Regions from separate parts of the Homo sapiens genome. Here region 2 is linked to region 1. A link is a loop called in an ENCODE intact Hi-C map of the cell type or tissue named here. Cell type or tissue: transverse colon. All regions are shown on one strand. Links, peaks and the distances in the headings refer to the core of each region. The heading gives the core; the rest is flanking DNA. Region 1 overlaps TEAD1 (TEA domain transcription factor 1). Region 2 overlaps PARVA (parvin alpha).

What was found. Hi-C counts contacts between places; a loop is a spot of excess contacts. Peaks named below come from ENCODE experiments on the same cell type or tissue, not always from the same donor. Only the 100,000 strongest peaks of a DNase experiment are listed, where the experiment ranks them.
Region 2: it touches region 1 in a loop (7-fold over the local background); 2 of 110 quality-filtered maps call a loop at or near these places.

Annotation. Positions count from the first base shown.
Region 1 is chr11:12,677,217-12,682,598 of GRCh38, forward strand. All of the region lies in intron 2 of TEAD1 (TEA domain transcription factor 1), which reads left to right. Among named protein-coding and RNA genes, the nearest start is that of TEAD1, 5.5 kb to the left of the region's middle. RefSeq lists enhancers at 1-423, 2,979-3,538, 3,102-3,819, 3,506-3,800, 3,820-4,537 and 1 more. In transverse colon, for the core only: no CTCF peak of the experiment used is centred there; DNase peaks (open chromatin) are centred at 3,275 and 3,615; H3K4me3 peaks cover 1,656 bases; H3K27ac peaks cover 5,000 bases.
Region 2 is chr11:12,395,464-12,400,845 of GRCh38, forward strand. All of the region lies in intron 1 of PARVA (parvin alpha), which reads left to right. Among named protein-coding and RNA genes, the nearest start is that of PARVA, 21 kb to the left of the region's middle. In transverse colon, for the core only: no CTCF peak of the experiment used is centred there; a DNase peak (open chromatin) is centred at 2,728; H3K27ac peaks cover 5,000 bases.

The DNA of each region.
Region 1 (5,382 bases), core at 257-5,256:
AATTTAATTTAAAGGGGGAGGACATCCCAATTTAGTTTGAGCCAGACTGATAGGAATTTCTCACTGAGAGGCTTTTCCTTGCCTTGTGGTACAATGTGTGCCCAGGCCCCAGCAGCAAACTAATTACACATAAGGGCGGGTTTGGGAGGGCAGCCTGGGGGGAGTCGGCTTCCTCCTCCCTTTCCCATTTCCTCTCTCCCCCCACTTACTTTATACAGCAGGAATTATATATTAGTATACTCACTTGGGAGACTGGAGTCCCCTTTTATTTAGAAAAAGGAACAAATAAGTCATAAGGAAAAAAATGTTCGAGTTTTTTTCCCTGCTTGAGCTTCAGCAGTTTATAAACAATTTTGTGTTTTGTTGGTTCTTAGAATACAGAGCAACAATTATGAGGGCATTTCTTAACGGGAACGTTTGGGAAGAATATACTTTTATCATCGGTGTTTAGATCATATTTGTCCTTACATTTTCAGCAGAAAAGTATATAATACGAACAGTTTAAAGCATGTAGATCCCAAATATTAAATAGACTTTTGAAGAAATGAGCTGTGACATTAACAATATTTTAAGGTTGGTTGCTTCAGAAATGGATTGATCTCTCATACGTGGTGGTCATACAAGAGCCTGGGCATTTGTGGGATTACTTTTCTCTCTAATCTCATGTGTTATGTGTTAATTGTGAGCATAATTATGCTGCCTGCAAATGAAAATTGTGTCTTATCACTCAAGGTTGGTGCAAATAACTGTATGTATGATCTGGTGGACTTAAAAATGACCATATTCACATACAGACAGTAGGTGGATAACACTTTTAAGCTCCATTTTAGGCACTTGTACCCAGTAGAGAGATTGTGAAAGGGAAAATAAATAAATATGAAAGCTGTGTTTAGAGGTCGAATCTGTTTAGTGGTAAAACTTTAGGGTCTGTTTTCTCCAAAGACTGAAGAATGTGGCCAAAAGAAGTGTCCAGATTTCTCTGTAGAACTGCAAGAAAATGCAAGCCAACCTTGTTAAATGCGAGCGTTACAGCTGCCCCTTTGGAGTTTAGTGACTGGAACTGCAAACTGCTAATGTCCAACTTTTGGACTCAGCCAGAAAAATATATTGTAAGCTTATTCCCCTTTGACAAACCTAGGCTGTGCTGCTGCTGGGCTGCTTGGGGACAGATTGATGGCTGGCACAATCTTTTATAGCTGCATGGTGCTTTTTCTTATTTTATAATAAGGCATAGATTACCTTGTGGTATTTAAGTTGCATCTAGAGTTGTGTTTGAACCACATCAGTGATACATTTTATTCTTTCATATTCATAAAAGTGATAAAATCAGGTAATTCAGGTCCATCCTACGCACTTCATATTCATGGTTGAGCTTTTTGACAGACACCTTATTTAGACCTTGTTGTATTGCAATTACTTTGTACCTCTGAAATCAGGGAAGTTCTGGGGCTTCCCTCTTCTTGGGATAGTTTGTGGAGTGCTAGTATATTTGGATCTAAATACTTGGAGTGTTTTTCTGTGGGTTTTTATTTTTTGTTTCAAAGCTGTGAACTCTTGAGTGTCCTCAATCTGTAAGATTCTCATTATGAGCTTCGTGGTCCATATTTGAATTTGGAATTGAAATTTGACCATTTTTTCAAATACATTCCAGTTTTGTAGTGGTACAGAATAGGGTAGCTTTGAAATATGTGTTTTATTTTAGTCAAAGTAAAAATGGGATGCCCTGGTGGGTGGGTTTTCAGGATGATGTTTCTTACAAGGGTAGGTTACTCTTAGCTTTTAAATTCTCCTTTGGTCCACTGATTTTTTGCATAGTTGAGAGGATTCTCAAAAAAATAGTTTCCAATAGTCCGGGAGTCTTGGCTAACTGTGAAACTCACTCGTTTCCTCTTCTTGATTGGATAATGGTAGTAGTGGTGGTGGTGGTGGGGAGTAGGGGGAAGGTCCTCGTAAAAACCTATCTTTTTTCTACCTTTGTGGCAGGCCAAGGGAAGGGTGTGTTACATGCACTACACCCACCCCGCCTTGTTTAAAACTGGTCTTTACTATCCTAATGCAATGCTTTCTATCCTTTTTCGTGATTCACATTTGTTTTGAAGGCTCTGTCCTAGGATTTCATTAGCAGTTTTAATTTGCAGGCATGGGACCCTGGAAAATGGGCTTAAAAGAAAAAGCTGGCTTATTGATGAACAAGTTAAGCATCCGTCATCTCTAATGGGAAATTCTGGTTGCTTTTAGGCATCTGACAGGTTTAGATGTATGTGTAAAGTGACTGAAACACTCTTGACTGGGAATATACAACACTGTTGTTCTTACTGATACATAAACTGAAAAACTGCTGCTAATGGTGGGAAATGTTAATTATGTGAGAACATATTGAACTTATATTCTCTGGCATGAACTTTTTTAAAAAAATGCATCAACTGTGCTGCTTTTTTTTTTAATAGGCACAGCTTTCTAATTATCATAATTCAGTTCAGCTCTGCTCTTGGATGGTGTTCAAGTGCAATCTCAATTTAACTTGAAAGGGGATTTTTTTTTTTAAACTTGGAATGTTTAAGAAAATTTGAAAAGTTCATCCAAGAATGTTGTCTGCTTAGGTGTGAGTAAATCTAGGGGAATGAAATGAGTGCCTTTCTGTAATAATTCAATAGATCCGAATATTAAGAAAGAGACTGTTTTTTTGCTTTGCTCTGTATCCAAGCATTTTTGTATAACCTGATGCTACACACTGCTGAGTTCTCTTTGAAAACCAGTGTTTTTCTAATAGATAGTAAACTAAATAAATGAATATTTTATTACCATCTGCAAAAATGGGAGTCTTCTAAGAGAGAAATACGCAATTGTTATGAATGTATTTGACAGAAATCATTGTTAATCTTTTATACCAACCAAGCCTTTAGAAGGTAATTGCTTTATCTGTTCCTTCTTTACTCTGTGACTTGATGGCATTTTGTGAAGGGAGTCGTCTTTGACGGCTTTCATCCCAGTGTCTGTATCCCTTAATTTTTCTTTGACTTTAATAGCTTTTCAAAGAAAAAAACTAAATGAAGCCCAAGCGCCTAATCCTCCAGGAATCAATTTTAATTGTAAGAAAGAACAACTTAGATGGGCCTTCCGACTTTCGTCCAGCCTGACTCCTTCTGCTGAGATGCGGAGAGCCCGCGGAAACCAAATGACTTCATTTGCTCTGGCACTTAAGAACCGAATTCACTTCCGTGGTGGTGAAATAAAAGGAGCCAAGTGTTTTAAATAGCCACTCCCCGAGGCCCGCCCGCCCGAGCCTGTTGAGAAAAGCGCATTGTCTGCTTGCAGCTCTAGCTGGGAGCCTGCCTGGCTCGCCCTCCCCCACTGGGCAGCTCCATTTCTGAAGTTGACATCTGGTTTTCTCTCTGTTCACCTGATCTATCCCCGTACACGTGCTCACATGCAGACTGCATGCATGCATTCTGCAGGTAACAGGGATTTGTGACATTAAGTGTGTGTGTGTTTCAAATCCCTACTGGGATAGGGGGAGGAACAAAGCTAATGGCACAAAATAAAATGTAAACACAGTAGCTGCCCCACATGCCGCCGCTGCTGGGTTTCTGTCTGATGGTGCTTTCTGGGTAGGCGTGCCTATTGTTATGGCAGCAACAGGCGGCAGAACTTGGGGCACCATATGGCGGATGTGGGCCTCAGATAAGCTGTCTGGTAATTTAGCTTATCAATAGCATTTTGATATGCTTCATTTTCAGATCACCCATTACTGTGGCTGGGGGTGTCTTGGGGGCTAACTGATTCTGAAACCATTGTGAGCCGATGCTTCCTTTGGTGGAATCTCTTTCAATCCTTTCTCCCTGGCTGCCTTTTCATCTCAAAGCCTTTGAGAGACAATGCTGGTTAGAGTTAGAGCTCCATTAGCTGAAGGAACCATCAGCCCCATCTTGAAATCCTGGGCACTTAGAAGACCTTGTCATGTATTGTCATTGAGAGAAAAACAGAAAACAGATACTTAATAGCATTTCATATTGTCTGAGCCGAGAAATTCTCTTAATTCAAAGTTGCTTTTGCTTTAAATATTGAAGGAGTAAGTTTGATACTGTTTTTAAATTTTGATGAAAGGTTTCTAGTTTTGTTATGCATTCAGAATACCTCCCTCATTTCCTTTCATCTTTAAATTTTACCTTAGCCGTAAAATGCAAAAATTATTACCATTTATATAATTTGAAATCAGGGAATGTGCCATTTGTAATTTGGAGGCAAGAAGCAGCTTCCTTCATGCTTAGAACTTGTGAAAGTGGAAAATGCTTCCAGAACACCACTCAAGTGTCCAGTGAAGCTGAAGCAAAACTAAAATCTCCCCTACTGATGGATTGGTAGGGGAACTCTTGCCTCAGCTGGAGCCAGCTTAGGGAATCTGCACTTAGTAGGTGGCTCAGTGGAAGTCTGATGGTGTGCATGACCATGTGCTCATCACCCATGTGACCCTCATTCACCAAATACTTGTGTCTCTGATATGTGGCAGGCATGGGGGAAGCTAGGGCGAGGCTGTCTGCCCCGCTCCTGTCTCCCGCTGCCTGCGTGTTCTCACTCACCTTTCCAGGCCCTGCACCTTTTCTCACATTTTGCCTTTTGGGTTTGTCATTCAGGGCACATAGATCCATTTACATGGCTAACTCAGGATGGTTCTGACTGAAACCCAGGTCAGCCTCTTTCTGTTCCTGCTCCAGGAAGCTCCTGCCACATCAGTGGTTCCCACCTTAGCATGTGCACTGCAGCCTCCATGGAGCTTTTACAGCCTGGGCACCACCTGTGTAGGCTTAGGTGCGTTGTGGTAGGTGCAGTGTGTCTGTATTTCTGAAAGGCCCCATCATAACATCCGCTCCTGGCTGGGAACCATTGATCTAGATATTCTAATTTTTGTCTGCAGATAGAATCAGGTTAAATTTGGCCACTTCAAATTCTGAATGTGATTTTCTTCCCTCAATATTTGTGAGGCAGTGTACCTAGGAACATAGGCTGAATCTTTATGGAATTCACTAAGATGTTCTTCATTGGTTTTAAAGATAAGCCTGCACAAAACTAAGGTCTCACCTTTCGATCCAGGGGAAGCAATAAAATGAACCAGAACCACCTTCTCTGCTCGGCATTCATTTACCTCGTGGGAGTGTAGCAGTTGTTTCCAGATGTGATTGTAGAGGTGTGTGTCACGGTTACTGGTGAGGGGCTTGAGAATGGAGTTCTGTCTGGCTGCTTATAGAGGTTTTGCTTTCTGAGTAGCAGGGATGCTCCTAGAGGTCGTTGGGTGGTATGCCTGGTGTTGGGAAATGAGGGGTAGGAAGGGTAATCCTGACGGCTTTCTGGAGATGAACTGTGGATAAACCACCCTGTTGTTCATTT
Region 2 (5,382 bases), core at 252-5,251, 280 kb before region 1:
GAGCGCCGGAGCCTCTAAAAGTTAGAAGCACAGGCTTCCTGGGTAACGGGGAAGCCAGGCCAAAGTCTGGGCTCTGCCCTGGCCAGATTGGCTCAGCCTGGGTTAGTTGTTCAACCCATGACACATATCTTGCTTGAAAGGTACGGTGCGGCCCAGATCCCAGCTGCATGTTAATTAAACAGTGAAAATCCATCAAAGACTCGGCCTCTTCCACTGGCTAGTTCTCCTGAGTCCCAGGTGAAGCTTGCTCATGGCTGGCCAGGAGGACCTCCCAATTCTCCACCTAAAATCAACAGCCAACACTTGGCAGCCCAGCTTCTGACCCAATGCAAATTAAGCCTGGCATTTGGAGATGGTATTAAACGTCCTAAATCAATATTTTGGAGGCAGAATCAGAACAATTAAAACCCTGCTTTCCTATTCAGACCATTGGAATATGAGTGGATATAAGATTTTCAGTTCACTTTTAAAACTCAGAAGGTTGAAAAAGAAAGATTATCCTTGGCAATGCTCTGAGCATAGTTGATTCCATCTTCAGCATCTTTTCCTTTTATTTGTATACGTATCCAACATATGTCAAGCACCTAGGGACCTCCATATATTATATCACATTTAATCCTTACAGGAACCCTGGGAGGTCCCAATTTTACAGATGAGGAAACTGAGGCCCAGAGAAGTGAACTGACTTGTCTAAGATCTCTCAGCTATTAATTGGTAGAACAGGGATTTCAACTGGTTTCTTCATACCAAAGTCTAACTCTTTGCCCACTATAACACAGCTGGCTTTTCTGAAGTATTTATTTTTCATTCATCAATAATAATTATTAATAAGATAAATCAACAGTGACAATAGAAACTGTTTAATAATTTACCATTTTTCTAGTCTTTAAAGGTGCTGGCAATTTGTCTAGTTTGTCCATTTGTTCAACAAATGTTGATTGTGAGGCAAGCCTGGGAAGGAGGTGTCTGGGCCCTGGAAGCAAAGTGCCTGGTCCTAGCACACACTGGCTGTGTCACCTGGGACAGGTTCATCATTCTCTCTGAGCTCCAGTCTCCTCATCTGCAAAATGGCATGACTAGCACTGTCTCATAAGGTTGTCTTGAAGATGAAAGGAATTGATACTTGTGAAGTGTTTAAAACAGGGCCTGGCCCTCAGTGGGCATTCCAGAAATAGGATCCCCTGCCAGGCATTGCCCAAGCTCTATGTCTTTGCTCGCATGGAACTTCCTCTTGTTCACAGTACGTTTAACCAGTTGGTATTATGACTTCTATGTGTATTAACCTAGCTAAAACTGTTTAGGTTTATGGTAAAACAGAATTTTTAAAGGGTAGAAATATAAAATGAAAAGTAAGGGCCCCCTCTTTCTTACTTCCAGGCTTTGACTGTAGTAGTGTAGCCTGTGAGAAATGCTTGTTTTGTTCTTTCTTCCTTTCTTCCTTTCTCCTTTCCTTTCATGTACTTGTTTTCTTTCCTTTCCTTTCATGTACTTGTTTTCTTTCCTTTCCTTTCCTTTCATGTACTTGTTTTGTTTATATACAGCTGCAATATTATTGTTAAGAGTGTTCAGCGGTTTATTCTTTTTCACGTACCTATTTGTCCTGGGTATGTTTCACATGGGGGATTGACCTCATTTTTATAAACAGCTTTATGCATTGCTTGGATGTGCCACTCAATGCATAAAGGTGTTTAATAGGTTCCCTATTGATGAACATTTAAGTTTTTTTATAGGCTGAAAGATAATTTATTTAATCATATCTTTCATTTATTTATTCTTATTTTTAGAGATGGCGTCTTGCTATATTGCCTATGCTGGACTTGAATTCTTGGGCTCAAGCAATCCCTCTGCCTCAGCCTCTCCAGTAGCTGGGGCTACAGGCATGAGCCACTGCACCCAGCTTAAATTTATTTTAGTGTTTTGCTACTCTGAACAATGCTGCATTAAACATGCTTGCAAACAACATTCTATGCCAGTTTGTCTGCACAATAAATTCTTAGAGGTGGAATTGCTGAGGCAAAACGTTTTTAAGTTTGGATTTTGCTGGATTTTACCATATTGCTCTCCAAAAAGGAAATGATAGAGAAGAAAAACACCTACACACATTTTAGTAAAACTCTTATTCTTGTTAAGAATTCAGTCTTGAAAAGAGAGGGTGGAAACTAAAAGTTATCCGGATCTCTAATCTTATTGGAAATACTTCTCTTTAGCCACACATTTTTAGGCAACAAATTCTCAGGCTCCTAGCTTCAGCATGTTGGTTCAGACAGGATGTTTTGGATCTCAAGGCGAAATCCTGTGTGTTCTTAACCATCTCTCCACTCCCAAGTCCCCTGCCCCCATTTTCTGGGGGAAGGTCTTTTTTTTTTTTTTTTCTTCAACTTTGAGGATAAACATTTAGAGATTTCACACTCCTCTGGATGCAGAGGGGCCAGATTTCTGACGAGAGGAGGAAGTCATGGAAGAGCATCCACACGCAGAGGTCTGAAGCCAGTGGTTGCTAAGTGTTCCACTAGCCCAGCACGGGCCTCTCTGCCCCCTTGAATTCCTCCAGGCCCAGAACAGCTGGGCCCTGCCAGTGTCCTTCCCTCTGCTTCCAGTCCATTTGGCAGGGAGAGATGGGAGTTGTTAACAGGCTGATTTCCTTTTAGGGATGACTGCTCCACCAACCCCCAGCCAACTAGGAGCAGACACCCAAATGATGAAGATAATAAATGACATCCAAAGCCATGGTGAGGAGGGAGTGTTGAGTGACTCACGAGCCCCTGCATCCTCCCGTTACATTCCAAGAGCTGCCCTCCTTGGGACTTAGATCACTCCCTGAGAACAACACCCCAACCAGGCTGCGGAGGAAGACCAGCTGCTGTTTGCTGGCCTGCATGACAGGGACCAGGTGAGGGCCCTGGCTGGAAACAAGTTCTGGATTTTTATTTTGGCCTGGTCTTTTGAATAGGCTGGTGACCCTGGCTATTGTAAGAGCCCTGACTGGGGTAGGCACAGGAGGACAGGGGTCCCTAGAGGCTAGACCGTGAACCCCTTATAAGAGCAGAAATGAGACACAGGGCATTTCTACTTTTATAAGGGGTTCACAGTCTAGCCTCTAGGGACCCCCGTCCTCCTGTGCCTAGCCCAGTGTCCTGGAGGGAGACAGACCTAATAGCTTGGTGACCCTGGACATGTCAGTTCATTTCTCTGAATCTTGGTTTTTCCTTCTACAAAATGGGCATAAGAACTCAATACCAGATCTCTAGTGTTAATAATTAAGGAGCTAATTCATGTTAAGTGCTTGGCATGGAACCAGGCTCATATAAAGCACTTAATATTCCTTGCTGTTATTACCACATATACCACTCCTCTTAACCCATGTTGCAAATAAGACATTGGAAGATATGGTCTGACTGTGGCTGTCACCCATGCCCATGACTTGTGATAATAATAGTGGGCACTTACATAGACCTTATTGTGTTCCATCACTTTGTATTTATTGAATTATTTAATCCTGCCGAACCCTATACGTAACTATGAGATAGGTTCTGTTTTTATCCCCATTTTATGCATGAATAAACTGAGGCACAGAGAGGTTGAGCAACTAGCCCATAGTTAGTAAATGGTGGAGCCAGGATTCAAACCAAGATTGTCGGTTCCAAAATCTATTTTCCTAACCATGATGTCATTCTGCCGCTCAGTATATATTACATTTCTATAGAAAAGTTTTCCAAACATAGCAGTCCACTGACATTTACTTTTCTCTGTTTTCTTTCATTAAAAAAGTTTTTTCTTGTAATAGCTATAAAGCATTATAAAAAATTTTGAACATATGGAAATATAACAATATTTTCCCACAGTGCTACTACCTACAGCAGAGGGGCAGTTCTTTTTTATTTCCAATCCTTTGTGGACTGTGATGTCCTACTGTGTGTGACTACTATGCAGCTTGTGTAACCTGTAATTCTCCACTGGAGTTGGACAGCAGTCAAGCTGGTCTATACCCTGTTCAACTAGACAGTGCCATGGTACACCCTCCTGAATGTCATAGCAATATCAAATTGCTAAATATTTCTAAATGTTTATTATAAGTTCTTGTCTTATCATGGACAGGGAGCAAACAGTTCCCAGGCTGATGCTGGTCTGCAGATCACACTCTGTGTAGCACTGACCTAGATAAACACTGTTTGCATTTTATCATATTTATTTCCAAGTTTCTTGTGTGTGTGTATTTTGTTGTTTTTAGCTTGTATATACTTTTTGATTTTTTTCTCATTACATTACCCATTACAATGTTACAGTAAATAATTCTTGTATATCTTCTTTAGTGACTATAATGTAAATAATATAGCCATTTGGAAGATGTACCATAGATTACCAACCTTTTCCCTCATTGTTGGAGCTTAGGTATGTTTTCAGTTATTTGCTGTCATAAAAATACATTGATTAAGTTTTATATAAATATTTTTTCCATATTTAGTGTTACTTCTTTAGGGTAAATTTCCTAGAATGGAATTACTGGGTCAAACATTATGAAGGCTTTTAAATTTCTTGATAGATGGCAGAAGGATCACTTGAGCCCAGGAGTTTGAGACCAGCCTGGGCAACATAGTGAGACCCAATCTCTATTAAAAAATAAAAATTAAAACATAAATAAATAAAAATTACTTGATATATATGCCTGATCAAATTCAAATTACTTTTTAAAAGGGATGTGCCAACATATGTTCCCAGCCGTAGTCTATGAGAGTGCCTATTTAACTATATTATTTTTAGCATTTATTGTTTTAATTTATTACATTTGCTTTGTGGGAACAACTTTAATTGTTTTTATTTGAATTTCCATGATTACCAGTGAGGTTGAATGTTTTTCGTGCATAAACCCATTTATATTTCTCCTTTTGCTTTATAATTAGTTGAGCACTAGAATAAAAATATATTACTTTGAGTAGATTTCAAACTACTTCAGATTGGAGGGCAAGTCAATGTGTGTAGAAAGTCTGTGCATATGGACATACCTTATCTCCACTGTCTAGATCCTTCTCTTTTTCTCTGCTCTTGGAATTGGGGAGTACTTTTATATGACCTTGATGGTCCTTGTCTTTAGAAAAATGCACTTGAATTCCAACCAAATACTATGTATTGATAATGTAGCAAGTGTATGGGACTTTTCTTGAGTATTTCCAATTATTTCTTCAGCCTTATTAAAAATTTTTCTTTCCTTCCGTCTCTTTTTTGTGAGTTGGGCCTATTTTGTAAGTATTACATACCAGTTTGAATTAATTAATTTTTGCAACTGTTTTGCATCCAGTGGAATTTCTGACATATTTTTGTTAATTATAGGGAAAGCAAGAAGAATATTTGAAATCTGGGTTATTTTGGGAACTTCTAGATGCCTGA